Linked DNA regions of Homo sapiens: region 1 is linked to region 2. Evidence: read pairs that join two places in POLR2A ChIA-PET (ENCODE). Cell type or tissue: PC-9. All regions are shown on one strand. Each heading gives the region's core, and the rest is flanking DNA. Links, peaks and the distances in the headings are about the cores only.

What was found. Peaks named below come from ENCODE experiments on the same cell type or tissue, not always from the same donor. Only the 100,000 strongest peaks of a DNase experiment are listed, where the experiment ranks them.
Region 1: POLR2A ChIA-PET joins it to region 2 with 7 read pairs; 6 of 35 experiments call an interaction of 5 or more read pairs at or near these places.

What each region holds. Positions count from the first base shown.
Region 1 is chr6:24,724,391-24,728,791 of GRCh38, forward strand. No RefSeq gene overlaps it. Among named protein-coding and RNA genes, the nearest start is that of C6orf62, 7.4 kb to the left of the region's middle. In PC-9, for the core only: no CTCF peak of the experiment used is centred there; no DNase peak of the experiment used is centred there.
Region 2 is chr6:24,536,285-24,540,685 of GRCh38, forward strand. ALDH5A1 (aldehyde dehydrogenase 5 family member A1) reads left to right here. Exons shown (of 10, transcript NM_001080.3): 10 at 1-923. It overlaps LOC124901277 (a long non-coding RNA gene), which reads right to left and starts at 3,768. Exons shown (of 2, transcript XR_007059507.1): 1 at 3,731-3,768; 2 at 1-3,396. It also overlaps a transcript of KIAA0319 not described here. RefSeq lists an enhancer at 2,283-3,482. In PC-9, for the core only: no CTCF peak of the experiment used is centred there; a DNase peak (open chromatin) is centred at 1,897.

The DNA of each region.
Region 1 (4,401 bases), core at 238-4,237, 190 kb after region 2:
AAAGCCGTGACCAAACGTTTCTCAATGAAATTCAGATAAAAGTCAGAGAGCATTCACTTAAGATTTAGCTTCTTTAACTGTGGAGAAATGCATTTCATTGTGTTAGAAATGGCTTACTTAGGGTTAGGCTGCTTCAAACACAATAGGATTTGTGGAGTGATGATTTGATGGTGGCACCTTGGCTAAAAATATCTGCTTAACTTCCCTTTTGGAGTTTTAAATTATACCACTAGATACATTGAAATTTCCCTGGTTGAAATGCAGATATCACTGCAAAGGTTACATTTTAATGAAATAACACCTTATAGAGATTCTGTGCGAGCCTCCTTTCTGAAGAAACACAATGCAGGCCAGCTTGGGCGGGCTCCTGTGTTAACTTCCAATCTTTAAAGAAGGACAACCTCGGATAATCCCAGTCTCTGACATTTATAGCAAGTTAGGAAATGATTTCTCAAACCTGTGCTTGTGTAGCCTAAATAAATGACAATAAGATAAACAATAAAGTATTTAACAATTGGCCTTCACTTTTCTAAAAAGAGCCAGCCTTTTCTTTTACCTTTAAAACATACATTGTCTGTACACACATGCTCTTCTTTTACAGAAATCTAGTTTTCTCAACATGCTCAAGCATATTAGACTTCTCAGGGTTCTCAAACATCTTGTCCCTTCATTAGTGCTATGAAATTTGTCAGACATGGGCCTTGAATTTTGGCCATATTTATGATTAACAGTTCAATAAGCATGATAAACGTCTACAGCAGAACAAGTTTATGGTTAGACTCTACAGGTCTTGAGAACAAGTTCTATTGCTCTACAGTTTGATCCTGAAAGCAGCCACACCAAGGATCTTGTCTCCAGATTTCAACTCTACAGATTTATCATCTAAGATAATTATGATATTATGTGTTAATAAAATTTCATAATCCAATGGGGATTTTCACAATATGTACTCTAGCACATACAGACCTCGCATCTACAGCAGAGCTGCATGGTTATGAAACCAAAAGGGTATTAAGAGGAGAAACTATGTTTGTTTTGAGAGCTATTCTTACCCTTTTTAGGAGGATCAGGGGATAGCTTGGTAGTTTCTTCTTTAGTCTCACCCTTATTTCATGTTAGCCCAAACTATAGAGGTCAGTGCTTATTTGCAGGCTGATCGTTGAATATTTATTGAAGGCCTAAAACAAGTTGTAGGCTTGAAAAATGAGATTTGAGCCGGGTGCAGTGTCTCTAGCCTGTAATCCCAGCACTTTGGGAGACTGAGGCGGGTGGATCACCTGAGGTCAGGCATTCCAGACCAGCCTGGACAACATGGTGAAACCCTGCCTCTTTTAAAAATACAAAATTAGCCAGGTGTGATGGTGGACTCCTGTAATCCCAGCTACTCGGGGGCCTGAGGCAGGAGAATCTCTTGAACCCAGGAGGCGGAGGTTGCAGTGAGCCGAGATCGAGCCATTGCCCTCCAGCCTGGGCAACAAGAGCAAAACTCCGTCTCAAAATAAAAAAAAAGAAAGAAAAAGAAAAAAGAAAAATAAGATTTGGCCAGGTAGCAGCCATTGTCCTGGAGCTTGGGACAGGGTTAAGAACCAGAGGCATTTTCAAGTGAGTACGTCTATCCCACCATGTATTTTCTTTATTTATTAACTTCTTCTTTCCCCTGTTCCTTTTTTTTCTCTCGCCTGCCTTTCTTTTTTTCTTTTCCACTTCTCATGCTTTATGCCCACCAGCATTATCAGAAAATACTAATTAGACACCTTTTGTTTACACTTTGGGTTAAAGCTATACAGATTGCTGTCCAAACAAATCTGCTGGTACCATTTAATAAGGAATATTTTTTACCCATTATCTTTGCCTGTTAGTCTCAATTTGTTATCAAACACACTTCTATTTAGTTTTCCTTAACCCCGGGCTCTCACTGACTTTTGCTTCTTGACTACTTCCTAATTTCATTTCAAATATTTTTCTAGATTCCAGATGTCACTCCCACAATTCAAAATGCTCTTACTATTCCATTTAACGTGTCTAGGAAGGTTATAGTAGATAAATTGAAAAAGCAACCTTCTGACACTTTTGTTAGAACTCCATCATCATCCTTAGAAAGAAAATGTTAAAATATTATAGAGTTCGTGCCACTCTTCTTACCCTATTCCCACATACAAAGAAGGCAAATTTGAGCAATTAACATATGAAGGAAAGTTTAAATGTTTTAGAATTTTTTTCCTCCCTTCCCAGAACACATTCCATTCTCTATTCCACAAAGATTAGGTGTTGGAAAGGAATGGGAAAGATATATACATGTATAACAATTTTTTCCACAGGTAAGGTAATTCCACTTATCTAAAATCATGTAAGTATACTATAATTATGGACGTCCATTAATTCTTTGTCCAGTAATAAGACATGTTAGTATATATATAAGCCTATGTGCAAATATATACATATATAAGCATACACAGTACCAGTACACTTTTCGTTTGAACACTGCATGTTATCTGTTTGTAACAAATTGCCCTAAAATTTTGCAGCTTAAAATACCAAACATTTATTATCTCATATTAATTGTGGATCAGGAATTCGGGAGCAGCTTTACTGGGCAATTTGTCGTCAGAGTTCTTCATGAGGTTGCAGTCAGGATTTTGGCCAAGGCACCAGTCATCTGAAGGCTTGACTCAAATGACTGTTGGCAGGAGGCCTCAGTTTCTCACCATGTGGGCTTCACAACATAGTAGCTGGCTTCCCTCAAAGTAAGTGATCTTGGAGAGAGGGAGATAGAAGCCATAATGTCTTTGATGACCTGGGCAAAGAAGCAATATTCCGTTGTTTCCATATTGGTTATACAAGTCAGCTCTACTCAGTGTAAGAAGAGACTGCACAAGAGTGTGAGTATCAAGAGGCAGGGATCACTAGAGCCATCTTAGATACTGGCTACTATAAACATCTTTTATGTTATGTACAAAATAAAAAGTAGCCATCTAAAGGTTTTTACCAGAGACCTCTAGGTCTATCATAGTCAGCACAGATCAGGTTAGAGGTCAGCAAACTTTCTTAAATGGTAAAAGTAAATATTTTAGGCTTGCAGCCCATACAATCTCTGTTTCAACTACTTACCTGGGTGGCAGCATGGAAGTAGCCATAGATAATACATAAACAAATACATGTGCCTGTGTTCCAACAAAACTGTATAAAAACAGGCAGCTTGCCTGCAGGTTGCAGGTTGCCCTGGACTAAATTATACTGAAATAAAACCCCCAAAATCTCAGCGGCTTAAACTACAAAGCTTTGTTATTCACTCACGATGAGTGAGTTATAGGCTTTCAGGAATTCAGAATTATGGAGAATCACATGTTTCCACGATCCCTGAAGCAGAAAACAGAGACGAGACAAATCCCACACTGGCTTTTAAAGCTTCCACCTGGAAGTGATATCAATCTCACTCTAATTTCTTTGGCCAAAGCAAGTTACATGACTACCCCTAACTTCATGAGATCAAGGAAATACAAATACAAGCCTACCAAGTGCCCAAAGAGGTGGTGAAGCAGATATATTTGGTGATATGAACACTAGAAGCATACTATTTACCATTCTTTTGCTCTTGGTTTACCTTTAAACCTTTAGTTGAAGCTGACACTGTTAGCAACGTTAGGAGAACTCACTCACTATGGAAACGCCAGACTATAAAGTCTATTTTTAGTCACATTTTGCTTTTGCTTTTCCCCAAACCACTCTTGTCCTACCTGCTTCAACTCTTCTGGATGTATCTATTGTCATTGCTTTCAGCAGACAATGTTTATGCTATAAAACTTAAGTTTTTGCTTAATGTAGAATAATTAGCAATTTTTTTTTTCTGCCTGAAATGGAGCTTCACTACTCAGCTTCCAATTCAAAGACAGCCTTCCTAATGTTTCCAGAAAAAAGAAATATAAGCAGTTAGTTATCTACCTCCTCTTCTACAACAGTAGAGAAGTTAATCAATTACAAATATTTGTTGAATACCTACTATATAATCACACTGTGCTGTGTGTTTTGAAGGCTACAGAAAAATAAACACTTGTTCCCAAAGAGTTTTAGGTAGTTACCAAAATAATAATAAACATCTAAAAAGAGTGAGTAATACTAGACTGTATAATTAAGAACTGAAATGTGATTGACAGGCATTGAGCAGGATAACAGTAAGATAAGTAGGAGGTCAATGAAAGCTGAGTTAGATGAGATTCACAAAGGAAGCGTACTCAAGTTTTGAAAGTTGGTAAGAATTTTGCTGGATTTAAGTGGAAGAAGAGAGGGAAGAGAAGAATGAAATTTCTGAAAAGGAAACATAATAATTGAGGGCATGAAGGTGGATTTTAGCCTGGTATATCCATGAGACAGTGAAGATATCAATCTAAATACAATGGAAGATGC
Region 2 (4,401 bases), core at 117-4,116:
TCAAATGATTGGGCAGAAAATCAAAAGAAGAACAATATTTCATGACACCTGAAAATTCTATGAAATTCAGATTTCAGTGTCCATAAACAAAATGTTATTAGAGCATAGCCACACCCATTCATTTATGGTATTGTCTGGGACTGCTTTCTTGGCAGAGTTGAATAGTTGGGACAGGGACAGTATAGCCTGCAAAGCCTAAAAGATTTACTACTTGTCTCCTTAAAGAAAAAGTTTGCCAGCTCCTGATCTAGACCAAGAGGGAGATATTGACCTTACTTGCATTTATCCGGCATTATTTCAACACCTCCTGTGAAGAAAGTACTTTTCTGGCATAGCTACCGTGAGTTCTCAGCAGGAACTTCCCAGCGATGATAATGTACATGAAATTAGCCACGTAACAAGAGTCTATTTGCCTTGAAAAAACAATTATCCTTGAACTTCCTCCAGCTATGCAGGGATTCTCATTAAAGAGCTGATCTGCATCTGTTTATCCATTTTAGTAGCTTTTAAATATGATTTTATGTGAAGTGCCATTTCTTTATTCTACTAAAGAGAGACAGCAGAAATAAAGATCAGAAGCAAATGTGAGCAAATCTGTTTTACTGTTAACTTCAATTATGAACTTGAAATTGTGCCACATGACTTTTTCCTCTAAAAACTGGATCCTAGTGTTTTAATTACCTGTGTGCAGCTATTTTAAATAGCATTTTACTTGAATAATATGTATGTTGTCATTGTTTCATGCTATACTTTGTGGGATAAAACTTGGGAATGAGTGTGGTAAGAAATTTATAAAGTTTTGCTTTTAAAACGTGGACATAACTCATTTTTCTAGTTTTTGACAATTGTGTGTTTTAGTGTCTAGTCTGCAGAGAGCTGTGTGATTAATAAACGTGGAATTAACAGAATTTCCTCTCCCTGTATTAAGGTGTCTGGTTGTGCTTTTTTCCCCCTACTTGGTGATCTTTTGAGTTTTTATTGGATGATATTAGACCAGTTTGCATTTGTGTAAATAGCACTCCCTCCCCCAGAGAGCCGTAATCAGTGAGTGCCTTGGGGAAGGAGCCAGCATGTGAAATGATGTGCCCTAAAACCCAGAGAAGGGCCTGTCCATGGTGTGCGCTTATAGAATGTTTGCTAAGCTGAACTGAGAATTTACCTGGTTTGCAGAGGTGGCGGTCACAGAAAGGTGTATAGGCCAGCCGTCACAGATTGGCCTATCTCTCTCTCCTACACGCCCCACTGTTATGACTTCCTGGGCTCAAACAAGCCTCTCACCTCTGCCTCCTGAGTAGCTGGGACCACAGGCACCTGCTACCACACTCAGTTAATTTTTCTTTCATTTTTTGAACAGTCAGGGTCTCACTGTGTTGCCCAGACTGGTCTCAAACTCCTGGGTTCAAGCCACCCTCCCGCCTCAGCCTCCCAAAGTGCTGGGATTATGGGAGTGCACCATTGTAGCCAGCCCTCACCATAATTTAGAACACAGACAGCACTGCTGCCCAGTGGTTAGTGGACATTTTTGCAAATGTCGTCTCACATTTTACAATCACGTATTGCTCGACAACAGAGATATATTCTGAGAAATGCGTCATTAGGCAGTTTCGTCCTTGTACGAACACTGTAGAGTACTTACACAAACCTGGATGGTACAGCCTCCTACACAGCTAGGCTATACGGTCTAGCCTATTGCTCCTAGGGCTACAAACCTGCACAGCATGCTACTGTACTAAATACTGTAGGCAGTTGTAAGACAATGGCAAGTATTTATGTATATAAACATAGAAAAGGTACAGTAAAAATCAAGTATAAAAGATTTAAAAATTACACTTGTAAAAGGCACTTACCGTGAATGGAGCTTGCAGAACTGGAAGTTGCTCTGGGTGAGTCAGTGAGTGACAGTGAATGTGAAGGCCTAAGGTATGACTGCACACTACTCTAGACTTTACAAACACTCTACACTTAGGCTACACTACATTTATTAAATAATATTTTTCTTTCTTCAATAATAAATTACCCTTAGCTTACTGTAACTTTTTACTTTATAAATTTTTAAAATTTTTTAACTTTTTGACTCTTTTGTGATCACACTTAGCACTTAAAGCACAAACTAATTGCACAACTGTATAAAAATATATTCTTTTTTTATATCCTTGTTCCACAAGCTTTTTTATATTTTAAATTTTTTTAAACTTTTTTGTTAAAAACTAAGACACAATTACACACATTAGCCTAGGCCTACAAAGGGTCAGATTCATGGATATTTCTATCTCCCACCTCCTCATCTTGCCCCGCTGGAAGGTCTTCAGGGGCAATAACACGCAGGGACAGCTGGGCCCAGTGGCTCACGCCTGTAATCCTAGCACTTCAGGAGTCCAGGGCAGGCGGATCGCTTGAGCCCAGGAATTTAAGACCAGCCTGGGCAACACGGCGAAACCCTGTCTCTACAAAAAATACAAAAATTAGCCAGGTGTGGTGGCACGTGCCTGTCGTCCCAGCTACTCAGGAGGCTGAGGCAGGAGGATCGCTTGAACCCGGGAAGTCAAGGCTGCAGTGAGCCGTGACCGCACCACTGTACTCCAGCCTGGGTGACAAGGTGAGACCCTGACTCAAAAAAGAAAAAAACGTGGAGCTAGGATAACAAGACCTACCTGAGGTTCTTAGGAGATGTCATGCATCAGAAATATGTCCATGGTGGTTTGCTTGCTTTCCTTTTTCATCATAGATTTGCTTGTAAGCAGACAGTGCATAAAGAACATTCCTCTCTGTTAATGAAACCCTTTTGGTGTTGAGGGGCCCATGTTTTCAGAATTTTTAAGGCGCTTACTGAGGTCTGCAAAAACTTCTCAGCTCTTCACTGTGAATTTTCATGGGGATTCTTTTTCTTCTGCAGTTTTTTCTTCCTTGCCTCTTCTTGAGGTATGTGTTCCTGTTCCAGTTCCAACAACTCCTCATTAGTCAGTTCCTCAGGAACCACCTGTAGGAGCTCCTCAATGTCTTCTTCTTCCACCCCCAGGTTAAAATTGTTTGCCATCTCAACCACAGCCTTGTTGGTTTTTGCAACCTCCTTGTCCTTGGCAAATCCTTTGAAATCACGGATGAACCTCTTGAGTGTCTTCTTCCAGATGTCATTTATACGTTCCTTGGTAACATCACCCCAAGCCCAAGCAAGGGTCCTGATGGAGTCGTAGATGTAATCCTTTCAGAATTGCATCAGCGTCTTCTCCGTGTCTTCCTTTGTTGCAGTAATAACCTGAGCAAAGCTGCTCCTCCTCAGGCAGTGGGCCTTAAAAGCTGCTGTAACTCCTTTACCCATTGGTTGGTAATCCTTAATCTCTTGTTTCAAGATCAGTCACTTGATGTGGCCTCTTACTGGCAACAATAGCCGTGGATTTTCTATGACAAAGGGACCGTGATGAACAAAGCAACACGAGATTAATTGAAGCACAAGAGAAAATAATGCAATCAAGAGGCACAGTAAACAAGACACGTTTATACTGCTGGTATAACCCAGTATTTCTTTTGTTTTGTTTTGTTTTGTTTTTGAGACAGGGTCTCACTCTGTAATTTAGGCTGGAGTGCACCGGCACCATCACAGCTCACTGCAGCCTTGACCTCCTGGGCTCAAGAGATCCTCCTACCCCAGCCTCCTGAGTAGCTGAGACTACAGGCATTCGCCACCACACCCAGCTAACTTTTAAACATGTTTTTTATAGAGATGGAGTCTCACCATGTTGTCCAGGCTGGTCTCAAACTCCTGGGCTCAAGCAATCCTCCAGCCTCAGCCTCCCAAAGTGCTGGGGTTACAGGAGTGGGCTACTGCACCCAGCCACATACTGTTTTACAATAAACTGTTTTTAATAAGTAGAAGGAGTACACTGTAAAATAACAATGAAAAGTACAGTATAATAAATACGTAAACCAGTAGCATAGTCACTTATTATATACTGTACATAATTGTATGTGCTATACTCTTATACAACTGAGAATGCAGGTTTGTTTACACCAGCATCACCACAAACATGATTAATGCATTGGGCTGCATTGGACTTTATGATGGCTACGACATCACTAGGTGACAGGAACTTTTCAGCTCCATTATCTCATGGGTCCATAAATCATATATGCAGTCCATCACTGACAGAAATTTCACTATGCCAGGCATGACCGTATAAGCCTATGTGCTCTCTTCCTGCTGCAATAAAGTCTCAGTCCTGCAACTCTGGGTTCATCATCTTTAGGAGAATGGAGGTGATAATACTCTCCATGTAGGCTTCAAATAAAGGAAGCTTTGCTGCTTGCTAATCTCAACTCAACAAGAGAGGCTCTAGGGACCAATTAGTTGGAGAAATGGTGACTTTGTTTCTTTTTTTTTTTTTCCTTTCTTAACTTTGTTCCTGA